2 separate regions of the Homo sapiens genome follow, and region 1 is linked to region 2. Evidence: chromatin loops called from intact Hi-C (ENCODE). Cell type or tissue: ascending aorta. All regions are shown on one strand. Links, peaks and the distances in the headings refer to the core of each region. The heading gives the core; the rest is flanking DNA. Region 1 holds the start of CHM (CHM Rab escort protein). Region 2 holds the start of DACH2 (dachshund family transcription factor 2).

What was found. Hi-C counts contacts between places; a loop is a spot of excess contacts. Peaks named below come from ENCODE experiments on the same cell type or tissue, not always from the same donor. Only the 100,000 strongest peaks of a DNase experiment are listed, where the experiment ranks them.
Region 1: it touches region 2 in a loop (4-fold over the local background); 2 of 110 quality-filtered maps call a loop at or near these places.

The regions. Positions count from the first base shown.
Region 1 is chrX:86,042,611-86,050,952 of GRCh38, reverse strand. It overlaps CHM (CHM Rab escort protein), which reads left to right and starts at 3,395. Exons shown (of 15, transcript NM_000390.4): 1 at 3,395-3,469. The coding sequence starts at 3,421. In ascending aorta, for the core only: no CTCF peak of the experiment used is centred there; a DNase peak (open chromatin) is centred at 3,382; H3K4me3 peaks cover 2,399 bases; H3K27ac peaks cover 1,222 bases.
Region 2 is chrX:86,145,102-86,153,443 of GRCh38, reverse strand. DACH2 (dachshund family transcription factor 2) reads right to left here and starts at 4,993. Exons shown (of 12, transcript NM_053281.3): 1 at 4,336-4,993. The coding sequence starts at 4,823. In ascending aorta, for the core only: no CTCF peak of the experiment used is centred there; a DNase peak (open chromatin) is centred at 5,103; H3K4me3 peaks cover 2,223 bases.

The DNA.
Region 1 (8,342 bases), core at 260-8,259, 100 kb after region 2:
TTCTGAAATTGGAAAATTCACTATAGGAATTTCAAAATACAGTTGAATGCCTTAACAACAGACTAGACAAAGCAGAGGAAAGAATTTTGGTGCTTGAAGACTGGTTATTCTAATCAACCTACACAGACAAAGAAAAAGAAAAAGGAGTTTCAAAAAATGAATGAAGCCTCGGAGAGATATGGGATTATGTAAAATGATCAAACCTACAACTCATTGGCATTCCTGAGAGAAAAGAAGTGACAGTAAGCAAGTTGAAAAACATATTTCAGGATATAATACATGAAAAATTCCCCAACCTTGCAAGAGAGGTCGACATGCAAATTCAAGAAATTCAGAGAATCTCTGAGACATATTATGCAAGATGACTATCTCCAATGTACATAGTCTTTGGCCCAGTGGGGTGGCTCACGCCTGTAATCCCAGCACTTTGGGAGGTCAAGGCGGGCGGATCACGAGGTCAGGAGATGGAGACCATCTTGGCTAACATGGTGAAACCCCGTCTCTACTAAAAATACAAAAAATTAGCCGTGTGTGGTGGCGGGCGCCTGTAGTCCCCGCAACTCGGGAGGCTGAGGCAGGAGAATGGCGTGAACCCGGGAGGCGGAGCTTGCAGTGAGCGGAGATGGCGCCACTGCACTCCAGCCTGGGCGACAGAGAGAGACTCCGTCTCAAAAAAAAAAAAAAAAAAAAAAAAAGATGTCCTTAGAATAACAGAATAGATGCAATTCAGCTGTTTTGCTTTACGCTTTTTTTACTGCAATTATTAACTCCTATATTCATCTTTACTTTGCATAAAGTCTACAAAAATACATTTGAAATAAAAGGTATTTGGAGCATTTTCTCCATGCACAAGATTGAAATTTTCCTAATGTAGTAATCTTTTCCATGCCCAGAAAAGGGCATGAATAAGTCCCATAATAACTTTAGAGAAAGAACAGCAAAATATAAGTTGGTAATATTATCCTTCTGAGGATTGTGCTTTCTATCCTTAGGGGAAAAAAAGAAGGTTTCAAACTAAGGGCAGCACAGATTGGAAAATCTATGCTACAGAGTAATTACTTGTTTATTTTGTTTTACCCTACTAAATGTAAACTTCATGAAGACAGGGGTTGTTGTCTGTTTTGTTCATTGCTCTAATCTCAGCATCCAAAATAGTGTCTTGCACATAGTAGGTGCTGAATGAATATTTGAGGAATAAACAAATTAATGAATTGCATCTTCATGGTGTGATTGTCAGAAAATTTCTGAATCCCTAGAAGGTCAGTGATACTCATATTGAAAAGTATATGTATGTAGTTTATATATCTCGTATACATGAACAAATGTATATAAATATATATCCAAAGTATGGTAGAAATACTTTTATTTATCAGGTTTTTAACCATCCATCTGTGGCTTCTCATTATTAGAGAAGATTTTGGAAAGTTTTCTGTGTTTACTCTGAGAAATCCATTTGTTTCCATTTTCTACTGTCTTATCAAGAGTCTCACAAATAATATCTGTTTCACTTCTGATAATACTAAAAACTTGCTTTACATACCAAGGCAAATGACAAAGTGGTTTACTGAACAGTACATTATACTTCTCAGGGGAATCTGTTTTACAGAAAATACTAATCAAAGACCATATCTTAAGAGAGTTGTGTAATACAACTGGATGATCTATAAAAGAAAGTAATGAAACATGTACAATGTTGCTAATGATTATGGTAAAATGCAAGAGAAATGCAGTAAAAAGCGTATCAAAATACATTTTAAAGCATTTTCATGTAAATATTTACAATTAATGGACACTGAACATCTTCTAAATATAAGACACATGATAGTGGTGGGCAGATATAAAGGCAAAGATGGTAAGCACTATGAGGACAGGGACTCGTCTCATCCATCTATTAGGGGAGTCAAAATCAAGTTTGGTTTAGCAAACATTTATTAAATTCCTACTATGCACCGGGCTTAGGTTAGGTGCAGGAGTGAAAAAGATAAATGAGACTTGGTGTCTGTCATGCTGTACAGGGGTTTATAATTATGGTATTGCATGTCTGGGTGTGTATTTTTGTGTGGATATATGGGGATATGTGTACTCTATAGGAATCGTCATAAATGCAGTATGGCGGGTTAAGACAAAGTCTAGCACCATGTAGGGAAACAGCCCACACACGGAGACGAAAGGAGGAGGAGGTGGAAGCCCAGCGACATCCTGGGAATAACTGTTAGCTAGAGAATGGGAAGATCATTCCATGCTGAAAGAACAGCATGAGCGTGGTCAGAGACTGGAAAGAAAACAATGTCTGGGGAACCACAAGCATCTTAGCGGATAGGTGGTGTCAGGGAAGGCCCACTACTGCACATTATCTTTGATTTATTTTGAAACTCTTGTAAAATAACTACACAAGAAATTTCTGTCGTCAAAAAAGTATCCTCCTTCATTCCCAGCATCCTTCCCCTTTTGCTTTGGTGTTGTCAGACAGCGGAGTATTAAATAATCGGGGGCAGGGTGGGGGGCGGTTGGAGGGAAGCGGTGGGAGGCGACAGACCTTGAAGATACTTATGAGAGCTATGTTAGCTGTTAGACATAGACGACCTAAAGCCCCTCATCAGATACAATCACTTTAATATAAAGACCATTTTACCTTAATTATTTCTACGGTAGCTTATGGAAACTAATAGATTGGAAACTAAATGTAAACTAAGGAGAATCTTACATGAACTTATCTAGTTGGTGCGGAAAATCGAATTCAGACTCAACAGACGCTTATCCAGCGCAACCATGCTTTCATATATTTTTTCCCTCCTGTAAAGCAAGGCTAATTTATTGCCCGAGTGGCTGTCTGGACTAACTGGAACAAATACGGACGCGGTGGGAGTTCCATTCTGGCGAAACTAGGGTGAGAGGTTTTTTGTGGGTTTTCATCGAGGAGACATGGAAACGAAAAAGATATGGAATATATTCTGAAAGTATTGGTGTGAAAAACCATGCCTCGAGGGCCAACACGAAAGTACAGAAACGATGGCGGGAAACAGTTTTTTAGGCTGGAATGAAAGTCTCCTTTGTTCACAGAGCAAACCGCCTTCAATTTCACTCCGCTCTCCGTGTCTCCTAACAATTTTGCTTCAGTATTGTCAAGGGGTATCCAAGTCTCCCACATTCATCCTAGCTAACGGAATAAAAATCTACATTTCTTTCCTACTTCAACCCTCCAGGCTAAATGAGCTACAGCATTCAGCCTGGAAAATGAGTCGAGCTTTTAACTTACGTGTAAACATTTTAAATATAATACTGTAGTCGCCTGCCTGGACCTTCCACCCAAGAACTACAACACCCAGAATGCACTGTTTTCTTTTCCGCCTTCCACGGAGGGAATGCCTAACTTGATCTCATTTCCACAAGTAATAGTCACATGACACGTTTCCCGTCAAGATGGCGGATACTCTCCCTTCGGAGTTTGATGTGATCGTAATAGGGACGGGTATGTGTAGCCTGGTGCTTCCTGGACAAAGTTTAGGAAGACTGTCTTGTTTCTGTTTTTTCTGTCAGTGGCGAGTTTTGGGACAAACATCGTGGGTCGAGAGTGGGAGGGAGAACTGAAAGGAAGTGAGGTAGTCCGGAGTCAGCGCGGGAGTTGGCAGTTACAGGGAGGGGCTGGGACCCGCAGTGCTTATCGCCATTTGAGTAGGGGTTGATCTGGTCGATGCTGATTGCTGAGGTTGGTTGCTGCGGTGATTCCTGTTAATTTCCTTAGAGGGAAGTGGATGTGCAGTGTCATGAAATGGAGGGTCGGGATTTTATCAACGGAGACGACTTTGGCAAGACATTATGATTCCTTCCTTATTGATTTCAAGGTGATATTCCCCATCATTTTGTCTCGCCATTTCATAGGACTTTTTCATAGATTTGTATGATCTTAGCATACATCGCAGCTCAGACACAGCTTAATCCTCAGTTTTACAAGAAAGATGCTCAATTATTGCCCATGTGCGTATGAATTTACTAGGGAAAGTAAACGGATTCTATTTTGTTGAGAAACCTAGGGAATTTTATTTTGTTGAGGTAGCCATTATTCCTGCTTTATGGTGCTTAAAGCATCTTGCTTTCTACCATCAATAACTAAATGTGCTGAGAATAAGGTCCTGAGTTCCAGTTCAGGTGTGTGACCTTATCTAACTCTTGTTTTCCCGTCGTTTGTTCTTCATGTTTTGGGTGGAACCAGAAACTCCTCTGCAGTTTCTAGTTGACATATTCAGTGTACAACACGTAGCAGAACACATATGGCAGCAATTTCAATTTTTTTTAATAGTGTAAGGGATGATCATTTTAGATGGAATGAAATAGGTTGTTTGATGGGGTTTTTTACTGTTTGTAGAATGTGGTAGGCCAGAGAAGCTCTGGTGGATGGGACCCTGTCCATTGTGTTAATGAATTCAGTTCGTTGTCTTCTCATACAGCCATGATTAGGAGCAGCCATGTTTTCAGGTTGGGAGTAAAAATAATAGCTACCTGTTTTCGAATGCTTAAAATTTCCTAATCACTGTGCTAAGCACTTTACAAGCCGAACATAATCCTCACAACCTTGTTAGAGTAGTAGGTACTCTCTGCATTTTGTAGAAGAGGAAAAGGGGACTTGGAAAAGTTGTAATTTGCTCAGGATCACACAGCTGGTAAATTTCCAAAGGCCCATTCCATCCCAGGAAAACAGTCAGTGGTTCTGATCCTCAGAGTTGACCCATATTCGTAGAAACAATTGAGAAAACTTGGTTTTAGGTCTTGCTTAGTGCTAGTATGAATTGCTTGAATTGGGAGGGCCAGGCACTAAATCTCTCTGAGCCTCAGTTTCCTTGTTTTTGAATATAAGGAAGGTAAAATAGATGGTCTTTATGTTGTCTAACAAAAAATGCCTGGGTAACAGTTCTCAGAACAGCATGGACAGGTTTATTCTTAGCCTGAAAATAACTGCATGGCTGCAAATAACCTGGTTGTAGCTGCTATGAACAGATGTTGGATGAGAGCTGGAAAGAGCCAATGGACTATTCATTTTTTCTTTTAAGTCTATACTAAAACTGAGAACAGCATCCATTTTGGAATAGTTGTTATACCATACTTGAGTTTTATAATCTTGCTTTTTTTGTGTAGGAACTTGAGGTGTTTTTAACAATTTTTTTAATCAACAATTTTTTTTTTCAGGTCTGGGTTCAAATTTTAATTGATGAATGTTAATTCTTATGAATGATGCTAATGTTTTTCATAAATATTTTGCCTTCTGTACAGTTCAGAATTGGAAGACATCCATCCTGATGGAGTCTGTTATGGTAGAGGTAGGAAGTTACAGTGAGTGAGCCAGAGAATTGCATCAGGTGACATCGCTTATATTTGGAAAAATACTCATTTTATACTTATCCCAGTGAGTGCAATGTTATTTTTCAGTGTTTGGGAAGAACTTATTTGAAGTTAATCTTAAAACTTAAATTTTTCATATTGTTTATTGGTGACACATTCTAGGTTTTATCAAGCACATTGCTTAAATTTATGATATGTAATTTTGCTTTTAGGTACATCAAAAGTGTAAAAATTGAATAAAAGAGTCATTCCCCAAATAAATGATTCCAACAATTCCAATCATGATTTAATTTGATTTATTTTTTAGTGTGCTTGGGATATTTCTCTTGTGAAATAGTTTGCTGAAAGTAGCCTTTAAAATGTTTGCTTTATTAAATGTATTACATTGAGCAAATCATAGAAAAAGCAGTGTTTCATAGATTCAGTTGTATTAATAAAAGTAGAAGCAATAATGCATGCATCAGAAACATGAAGAAATAGGCTATTAGATATACTTTTTAGCAGATTTAGTCCTAGTTAAAATGTCATAAAGGAACAATTGCTTCATCAAGTATAATCATGGAAGATAATATTTTATAATCCCTTTCACCTTGATTAACTTGCATTATCATTTTCTGTAATGCAAGATGGAAATTGTTCCTTAAGATCATATTTTCGAGAGATTATGGAAAAAAATAAACTTTGTATTTTCTTAGTTAAGCCCATTTCCTTCTGATTAGAAAATACAGTAAATATCTCTTGAACATCCAAAGACAGAAGAGTAAGCTAAAGTGGAATTGCGGAAAAAATAGAAGAAAATGGAATAAAGAAGGAGGGCCAACTGGAGTCTCAAGGGAGAGGATAAAAATAGATATATGTGGTAAGGGTCTAGAAGGTGCTCTTCAGCTTGGGTACAGAATTGTCATTTTCAGGGTATTTTGCCATTTAAAAAGTCATTTAAATGACAGTTTTGTGGATTATAGACAAGTACCATTGGTTGAACGTTAAAAGTCGTCCCAGTAACATTACATCTCACTGGAGGTGACTTATCTGGAAGCCTGTGTAATCTGCAGCACAGCAGAGCCAAGAACTCAACAGAAGAGCAGTCAAGATGGAAGTTATAAGATCTATATGATAATATTGACATGCTTCATACATAGGGGAATCCCTGAGATCATCACTTAGAACATATTCATCCTCATTTTAAAAATAATTCTAGCAAGCTCAGCATATTAGAACCACCCCCTTAGAAGATACAAGGAATGTTATCAACTTCTGCAAAGACTATGTTTGGTGGGGTTGCTATTAGACATACAAATGACAGTTTGTATAGGAAAGGGAAGAGAAAAACACCTAAAATGCAAACTTACATCAAACATCACAAAGGCCTGATAACATTTAGTGTAGTGACAAATACTCATTTTTCAGGTCATTCAACCCACATTTACTGAGAACCTAGTCCCTTCCCTTGTGAAGTTTACTGTATTGCCTATTCTCAGGAACGTTCTGGCCTTCCTAACAGTCATATCCCCAAAGCTGTTCTTAAGACAATGTAGGCTTTTCATTGCATCCTTCTTTCTTTTTGAAGACCATGTAGACATTCAGCCTGCATTTTTTCTTTTTAAAAGCACACTGCTCACATCTTTTGGAGTTCTTCCCCTAAGATGGGCTGCAGAGTAGGTTAGCTTAATTTTTCTACTGCATAGGATAAACACATATATTCTTTTGATTTAAGAGTTTTATTGTTAGCCAAGCATGGTGGCACGGGCCTGTAATCCCCATTACTCTATAGGCTAAGGCACAGGCATCCCTTGATCCTGGAAGGCGGAGGTTGCAGTGAGCTTAGATGGCACCACTGCACTCTAGTCAGAGAAACAGAGTGAGACTGTCTCAAAAAAAAAAAAAAGTTTCATTGGCCAGGTGCAGTGGCTCAGGCCTGTAATCCCAGCACTTGGGGAAGCCGAGGCAGGTGGATTGCTTGAGCTCAGGAGTTTGAAACCTCAGCCTCCCAAGTAGCTGAAATGGGTGACACAGCAAAACTGTATTTCTACAAAAAAAATACAAAAATTAATTGGGTATGGTGACACGTGCCTGTAGTCCCAGCTACTTGGAAGGCTGAGGTGGGAGGATTGCCTGAAACTGGGAGTTTGAGGCTGCAGTGAGCTATAGTTGTGTCACTGCACTTCAGCCTGGGCAACAGAGCAAGACCCTATCTCAAAAAAAAAAAAAAGTTTTATTGCTAAAGATTATGGGGAAAGAGAAGGGATAGCAAAGATAAACATGGAAATTATAAGGAGTACTGCCCCTAAATCCTGATTATCTTGCTAGATAGTGTTTAGCACCATACAGTAGTAGATGTGGCAGCATGGTGTATGATAATCACATGACCATCCTATTGTGTGATTTTGGGAAAATTACAGAATTTCTTGTGACATCATTTAGTTCATCTGTAAAGTGAGAAATTTCAATAGATGATCTCCAAGGTAGGGATCTACCAGCCCTAAAATTACCATTGTATATATCTATTTATGACACCATGTCCTTGAGAAAAGGCTAAATTCTGTTCTGTGTAGTCTTTTTAAGAAGGAAAGTCAGTGTTTCATATACTTCAGAAATTTTCCTATAAAAATGGCTGATAGGGTTTAGATATTTGTCCTGCCCAAATCTCATGTTGAAATGTTATCCTCGTTGTCGGAGGTGGGGCCTGATGGGATGTGTTTGGGTCATGGGAGTGGATCCCTCATGGCTTGGTACTCTTCTTGTAATAGTGAATTCGTTCTTGCAGGATCTGGTGGTTTATTTTTTAATTTTTTTTTTGAGACAGGGTCTTGCTCTGTCACCCTAGTTGGAGTGCAGTGGCACAATCATGGCCCACTGCAGCCTTAACCTCCTGGGCCCAAGCAATCCTCCCACCTCAGACTCCTGAGTAGCTGAGATTACAGACATGCATCACCATGCCTGGCTAATTTTTTTTTTTTTATTTTTGTAGAGATGGGGTCTGCCTATGTTGCCCAGGCTGGTTTTGCACT
Region 2 (8,342 bases), core at 327-8,326:
CAAGTGTGACTACAAAGCCAAACTCATTGAGCGCTCATAATAACCATATTTCTAGTATTTGAAAATAGTTTTAAAATGTTGTAAAATGTGCTTTGATATTAAAAATCTCTTTAATATAAAACCATATTTATGTTCTGTTTATATACTATCAAAATAACAAGAAACCACAATTGGAAATTTTACTTTAAAAACTGAATTCTATTTGTTTGAATATATGTTGAATCATGTCTCCAAATGCATTACTAAAATATTTTCTTAATCATACTTTCTTGTTTCTTCAAGCACCCATTTAACTCTAAATGACCGAATAACATTAATCAGTTGGTCCTCAAACAAAATTAAATGCTGGTCATGAAATCTGACAATATTTTACTTTTATGTTGATAGGTAGGTAAAAAGAGAAACACTAAAATTTATTGATTGTTTAGTAATTTTCATATTTAGGAAAAACAATTTTTAATTTACTATTTTACTGCTTCATTAAACTTAGGAGAATTTAGTAAGAAAAATCTATTGCATAAGAGTGAAAATTGTCAACATTTACTTTCTAAACCTGCCTGTTCTCTCTGGTATTAAAAACTCTAAGTTTTCTTGCACAAAATATTAAACAGAAATCACAGTGCTTTATCTGCAAAAAACAAAATCCAAAACAGTATAGTAATTTTTCCCATTTAGTGTTGATTATTTTTATCATCATTTAAAAAATAATCCTCAAAATCATATCCTTATAATTAATTTTGGAAGTTAACAGTCATGAAGGAAAAATGTTGTACAGTTCTTTGAAATTACAGTGATGTAAACCTTGACTTGTCGAACAGAACAATGAATGGTCAAGAGTTTTAATCTTACTACCTCTCTAGCAGTTGAAGCAGATATTATTTCTTAACTTATTTTCCAGGAAGACAACTGAATATTTTTATAATTGGCTAACAACAAAATAGTTAATAAAAGGCACTGGTAGTTCTTGCTGTGACTTTCAGTACTATCAAAGAAACAATTATGTATATATTTTACTCATTCATTTTTCTTCAGTGCACATAATGGGCACTGAAGCAAATCAAAATGTCACTTAGTGGCAATACCTTAAGGTCTTTGAAAATGAACAATTTGAAAACAGTCCACTTTGTGTTTTCTGGGATAGCACAGAAAGCATTCCAAATGCTCTAAGTCAGGACTTGTACTCTTCCCCACATACTCAACAGAGAGGGGAAGAAATGTTTATTATACAGAAAGAGAAAATTGCCAATGACACCATTACAAATAGGCCTTCCATTCAACAACATATTATGAACATTTATCCATCAAGCGATGAAGATGAATCTCTTCTTTGAAATAAGAATAGTGTTTAAGAGTTTCTATTCGCTAAACATTTACTTTTTCCTTGCACTTCCCTCCCTGCTCTTAGCTAGAAGCACTAAGAAGTCATGAGTCCTGAAGGACAATCCTCTTTAGCCAGATCTCCATTGGTACATCACTCATCTTGGGGCATCTCTATAAGCTCTTCTGTTCCATCTTTCACTCTGTCTCAAGGCATCACTCTGCTCTTTTCCTGCATTTCTACTCTCTCACTGGCCTCGAGTCTCATCTACCTTACTTTGTCTCTCTTGGACCTCTTTCCTGTTTACATCCCTTACCTTTCTTTTCACTGAGTAGAAAAGTCACAGAAATAATGTTGATCTAAAAATTTTGCAATTTTCTTTAAAAATTCAGATTTTGGGAGTAACTTAAAGTATACATTTCTGTAAATAATCTTACCTAACATCATAAAGCATTTATTAAATGCATTATTATATTTTGTAATTTTAATAATGTGGTTAGGAGGGCACTTCGAATCAGCAAAATTTGTTGATATCATTTTATAATTAATTAGATTTTTCCCGGAAATTGTGGTTGTCTTCTATCTAAAATTGCAATTTAGGTGTGTTTCTAGTAGTTTTCCTCATCTTCACTGATGGATTGCATTCATAGAATATACTTCATAAATTTTTACAATTAATAAAATTGCAATACTTGTAACACAGTTTTAAAATATGAATATAATAAACCAAATACCCGTAAAGAAAAGAAAATGCAATAGAAGCCACATGAATCACATCACAGATCTATTTCTTCCTACATATTTAATATTTCTCTATCACCTTTATACACACACATACACAAAAGCAATTCACACACATGAAAAGTTACTATTGCTGTGATAAGCAGTAAATAAAAGCTAATTAGATAAAATAATAACCTAAAAATACATGGTATAACAGGGTCCAAAAATATTACAAGATCACCTGCCTCTGGATTTTTTTTTTTAGTAAGTAGCTCTAATAAAAATTAGGAAAAGTTTCCATTTATAGAGAAAAGTATCAAAATCATATTAAAATACTAATCTATTTATTTGAAAATCATGGTCATAGGTTTTTCTCAAGAATGTGCAAATTAATTGAGGAAGGAAGAATTTCCTAAGTGTAATAATTGTTCCACTTTAAGAATGGGCATTTTTAGAGATGGGAGAGGGGGAAGAGAGAAAGAACAGGGATGGAGAGATGAGAGACTGATAAAGAGAGAGAGTTAATAAGAGAATAGGTTTTCATGTCTGCAATTATTTAAATGTTTGAGTGTTTTTGGATGGCAACAAATGAATTAGATGGCCACTATCTGAAGTCCCTTGTAACCTTTTTAGTTTGTGTACTAATAAAATGCTTTGTAGTCGAAATAAAATTGTCTTTTTACTCTTACAATCCATAATTGCCTGTTTTATTGAGGGAGCTGTTATCCTTTGTGTTTTCAGGCCATCTATCTTCCTTAAGAAAAGCTGATATAATAAACCAGCTTTGTAAGCCCTAAATATGAATCAGGTAGGAGTTCTCACATAAATAGTTTTCTGTTTAATTGCTTGAACACAGAAAAACACTGCTCAATTGAAGAAAAAAAAGAAGAAGGAAAAAGCTTCCCTTGTAAGTTCTGCAGCATTATCTTATTGCAGCAGTAAGCAACAGTTTGCCTACAAGTTGTCAGTATCATTCAACTATACATGGCAATTTGGATTTTACAACAGATGTGGCAAACTGTTACAGTTTTAGTTCACAGACCCAGAGATTTTATGATTTAAAGTTCATTTTGAGAAAGTTGTTGGTTTTTTATTTTATTTTTGCAAAATAATAAGCAGTAGTGCTGTTTTACAACAAAATCCTTTGCTCCTTTTAACCACGTGATGGTGATTTTTGTGCCAAATCTGTGCTTTCCTGAGATGTTACCAAACTGGAGATGGAATAAACACTAGAAGACTAATTCACAGGCGTTTAAAAAGTCAGATAATCTTGAGTATACTTTTTTTCTTTTTAAACTCAGAAACATTGAACACAATTTGCTTCTCATATACAAATGGACATTTATTCACTAGTGTACTTCTAAACTGTGATATGAAGGAGGTACACTTACAACCAGGGAAGCTGGCCATCATCATTTAAGGAATCCTGTCTTTAAGGGAATGGGATCCTTCCAACTGTTCGCCTGGAAGAGCTGAGAGCATCCTCTCTAGAAATCTGCCAACTTGTACACCAACCTCCAATCCAGTCCCAGCCACAGTGGTTCATGCCCCACATTGCCCTCTGCAGATAACCCAAAACGGACGATCCCAGGAAAGTGATATTTGTCGTCGTCCTTTTGTAAAAATAGTATCCATCGACTTTCCTGTATCGTGTACTGGGGAGCTTTGCGCAGCAAGCATGAGCATACGTTCTCACGCGCACTTGCACACATACACACCAACACCACCACAAACAACAACACCACACACCCCACACATTCTCACAACAAACACACGGGATGGGGATCGAATCACCCTCTGGGATGGATTCTAGACTTCCCACCCCCTGCATGCCCCAAATGCTGTGTTCTGGCTTGCCAGCTTAGGAGCCCAGTTTACAGCTCAGCCAGCCCCCAGAGAAAGCCCTTGGTATCCGTGTTCAGAAGAAAACCTATCCGACCCGTGCGGCCACAAAAGAGCAGGAAAGAAAACCAAATAGAGAAATTAACAAATAACCACGAACAGCCAAAAGCCATGCAAGATATGGGCAAAAGGCTGGAAAGTTTCAATAGAGGACTGCAAACTCAAGTTTGCGGGACTTTTTTAGACCGAAGCCCTTGCACTGAGCGTGGACTAGAAGGCACCAGCATTAATGAAAGCTTCTAGTCCTCTTTCCCCACCGATTTACAGCGTGAAGAATAGAGGCAAACTAGTTAAGACTCACTCTACAAACAAAGTTGGATGAGGGTGGTGAGGCATGCAGAAGAGGCCAAAGGGGTAAGAGAAGTGGGAGAGCCAAGAAACGAGTGTCTCACCTGGCATTGGTGCAATCGGTGAACAAAGTTTCGAAGTCTTTCCTGGTGATGAGTTTGCAGCGGTTTACCCCGGGCTGGATGGCCCCCAGCCCGCGGAGGATCCGGACCTGCTCAACAGTACACACCACGGGGGATATATCCAGTCTCTTCAGCTTGGTGTACACAGTGTGCAAGCCTCCCACCAGGTGCTTGAGAAAAAGATCAAAGACTTGCGGCAGGCAGATCAGTTCCTGGCCGTCCATCAGGAACGAAGCCACCTTCATCCCGTGCATGTCGACCATGCGGCACTCGTTGGTGTTGGTGTTGCCCCTGCCGCCGCCTCCGGCACTGTTGCTGTGGTTATTAACCACGAAACTATTGATCATATTAGGAGTAAGACGAGGGGGCTCTCTGGGAGTCGAGTACAGGGGTTCGGCCCGGAATAAGCCCCCCGGGACGCCGGCGCCGCTGGAAGTTGCAGAGATCACTGGAGATGCGGAGACAGCCATGGTCACTCTGTCTCTATCGTGGGTCCTCCGGCCCTCGCTTTCTCGCCCTGACTCCTCTAGATCCCCTCGCACTCACTCCCTCACTCTCGCTCTCTCTGGCGCGCTCTCGCTGGCTCCGAACTGTTCGCAAGTCTTCAGCAGCCGGCTCACGCTCAAGCTCAACAAACAGTGAGCAGCCCCGACCCGCTGCGGCCCCAGACCCCACCCCCACCACACCCCCTCCGGAGACTGGCAGCGTCCCACAGCCAATGGGCCCCAGCCCTTCTGCGCCCGAGCGCTCCGAATGGCTGCCGCTGGTGAGGAGGTGGAGACTCCCTGGCCGGCGTCCGACTACCTGAGTGGGTCCAGGCTCGACCAAGAACAGAGATCCAGTCCGAGAAGGGGGCGGTGTGGTGCCTCTGCTTCTTGCCTCTCTGCCAGACGAGAGAACTCCCAGATGTCACGCAGAGTTCTCAAAGTGGCCTATGCTGTGAACCCATCCGCTCCGCGCTCCGCTGGTGTCGGGGTGGAAACGCAAAGCGCGACTCCTGAACGTGCCTCCCCATGCCCCTTCCGCCACCTTACACCGGGTTAGATCGTGGAAAGTGAGGTGGCAGCTCCAATTCCACTTGCGCATCTCTCCCAAACTCTGCGGGGGCTAATAGATGGCTTCGCCTAGCTTCCGGGAGAAAGACGCTAGCGAGTTCAGAAGTAAACAGCTCAGCCCTTTAGCCCACCTAAGTGCGCTTGGTGTAAATTTTCCCCTACCCAGCGCGCAGAGGAACAAGCGTCCGAGATCATACTCAGATCAGAGTTCTGGTTGCTAACTCGCACTGACATTCAGGAAGCGTAGTGAGCCTGTGAACACTTTGGGAAACAGAGAGACTTGCTCTGTGGGTGGCAGATGGACACCTCATTTTATGGCACTTCCGCCACTGTCCTGGAAGAGACTTGTCTGTGTCCCCGTCCCTTAGTGTCGAGATTGCCCTGGCCCTACTCCCCGCTAAAATTGATAGGAAATGTTTGTTTAGGACTCAAAACAGTCATCACGGAATATGAGGAAAGGGCGAGGGTTTGCATTCTTGAACGTGCATTTTCCTTCCTCTTCCATTGGCTTTGAAGGTCCAGTGATTGGAGCTCCAGTCCTAAACAAGATTCCACTTCCCCCACTCATCAAGCGTCCCAAACGTACTAAGAGCTTATAGAACAAAATGTCTAAGCAGGGTACATTCCAGGGAAAAGGAATGGTCTTTTCCACACAGCATATGGTGGTTAGATCGCCTTAGCAAAGTTGTTTTTGTTTGTTTTGAGACAGATTCTCACTCTGTCGCCCAGACTAGAGTGCAGTGGCACAGTCTCGGCTCACTGCAGCCTCCGCCTCCGGGGATCAAGCGATTCTCCTGCCTCGGCCGAGTAACTGGGACAACAGGTGCGCGCCACCATGCCTGGCTAATTTATGTATACATATACATATATATATACACACATATACATATATATACATATATATACACACATATACATACTTTTTTTTTTTTTTGTAGAGACAGGGTTTCACCATATTGGCCAGGCTGGTCTCGAACTCCTGACCTCGTGATCCGCCCTCCTCGGCCTCCCAAAGTTCTGGGATTACAGGCGTGAGCCACCGCTCCTGGCCTAGCAAAGTTGTTTTAAGACTCCTTGTCAAGCTATTCATTCTCTAAAACCAAGATATTTCCTTTCCTGTGCTCCTCTTCTCTGGAGGCTGTTAGTTATTCATAAAGTGAAATCCAGGTTTCGTTTCTTTACAAAACGTTACCAACTACATGGCTTATGGTAACTTCTCTGATATTCTTCTAAAATATAAATAATGTTGGAAACTTACTGAATTTTATTCAGCCCTAGTTGTACTTAGCAGGATCAACGAGAAATGTGTGGGTTCTTTTTGCTCCCTTATTTAGTTACAGATACCCTAAATTGGATTTTTCTGCCTCTTTCTACAACATATTTTCTTCTTTTCTCATTTCATCAACCAGGTTTAAGAACTGCCCTTTGAATCTCTTCATACTGTTTCAATTTCAAATTGTACAGGGTTAAAATGCTAAGAAGTTGTGATGATCATTGCTTTCAAAATGCAGTGATATGACTCTAACATAATAGATTGGGATATAGGCAGCCACGAGACATTTTTAAAAGGCATCAAAATGTTTTTGCTACATCGATACTGTTGTGGGAAGAAAGTAATAAGGGGCAAAAAAAGGACAATTGAGAAGAAATAGCAAAGGCAGAAAACGCCTCAACCAAAAGTAGAAGTATCAAAAAAGAATAAAACAGCACTGACAGAAATGTTTGTATTTACCAGTTTTTAAAAAGAGAAATCCCAAATTGTATTCAACAGGTGTTTTGACTGAAATGGCTGTTAAACTATCTGTTGAAATAGCTTGCCTCTGATAACTTATTGTGATTGAAATTTCCAGGTGAATAAGTTTGGCTGTAAAGGATGTTTTATTTTCAAATGGCTCTAATTACGTTAAAAATCCTAAGGCCAAGCTACCCCTTGTATGTAGCTGTGCCCACATTATCAAGGCCTTTTTATTTGCAGAGCAATTTGGGGTTTTCAGCAATAAAACATTGCACAGATATTTTGATGTTTCAAATTTAAGAAATCTGAAATATAAAAAAAGAAAGGCAGATTATTCATTCATGCTGTAATCAGTAATTGTGAAATTGAAGAACAGACATACTTTGACAACTTTAGAAAAGGCACAAATTAAAAGTCATGTGTTTAATGAGATGTATCAGGTTTACAGTAATATTTTAATTATTACTAAAGATTACGGTTCTATTTCTAGCAGAAATACTAGAGACTCAAATTGGCCATTGATCATTGAAAGGTTAAAGTTCTTTGGAAGTTTTCAACACGCAAAAGACCCTCGGTTTCATTATTTGAATTCCTTCTCATTGCAGTCTTCTAGATAAACTTGGTAGCGTTCTTAAGTAACACATGCAATTTAAACATTTAGTCGTTTAGATCTAAGAGAGCAGGTTTTGTCTCCTTTTTTCTTGACTTTTTGATTATTCTATTTTTTATCACTACTATTTCTACTATTACTATCAGTGCTTTGAGATTGAGACAATCAATTTTACACAGAGGGTTTGTTTTTGTCCCTTTCTGATTTTAATGTCTTCCATAAGCCAAACATACTTCTAAACAGGGCTAGGTTTCTACAAGACCAGAGGAAGCCTTTCACATCAACACCCTGTAAGTTTGGAATTGCTTGATGCAATATAAAATCATAAAAAGGTGGCAGTAAACAGAGTACCCTTGGGAGATGACTCTCTATGGAGAGAGGCACTGCATTAAAACTAAGAAAATACTCAAGGTTTGTGAATTAATACAAGACAGGAGCCAACCACCGCAACAAATAACGACAAAATTAGTATAAGCAGGTACCATATCTCATCAGAAGAAGTTCTAATTCCAGTGGAATGATTTGGGGCCTAAGTGTAGTTTCCCATACACTGAAATGCTGTAAACTTCCATGACTTAATTAACAATTT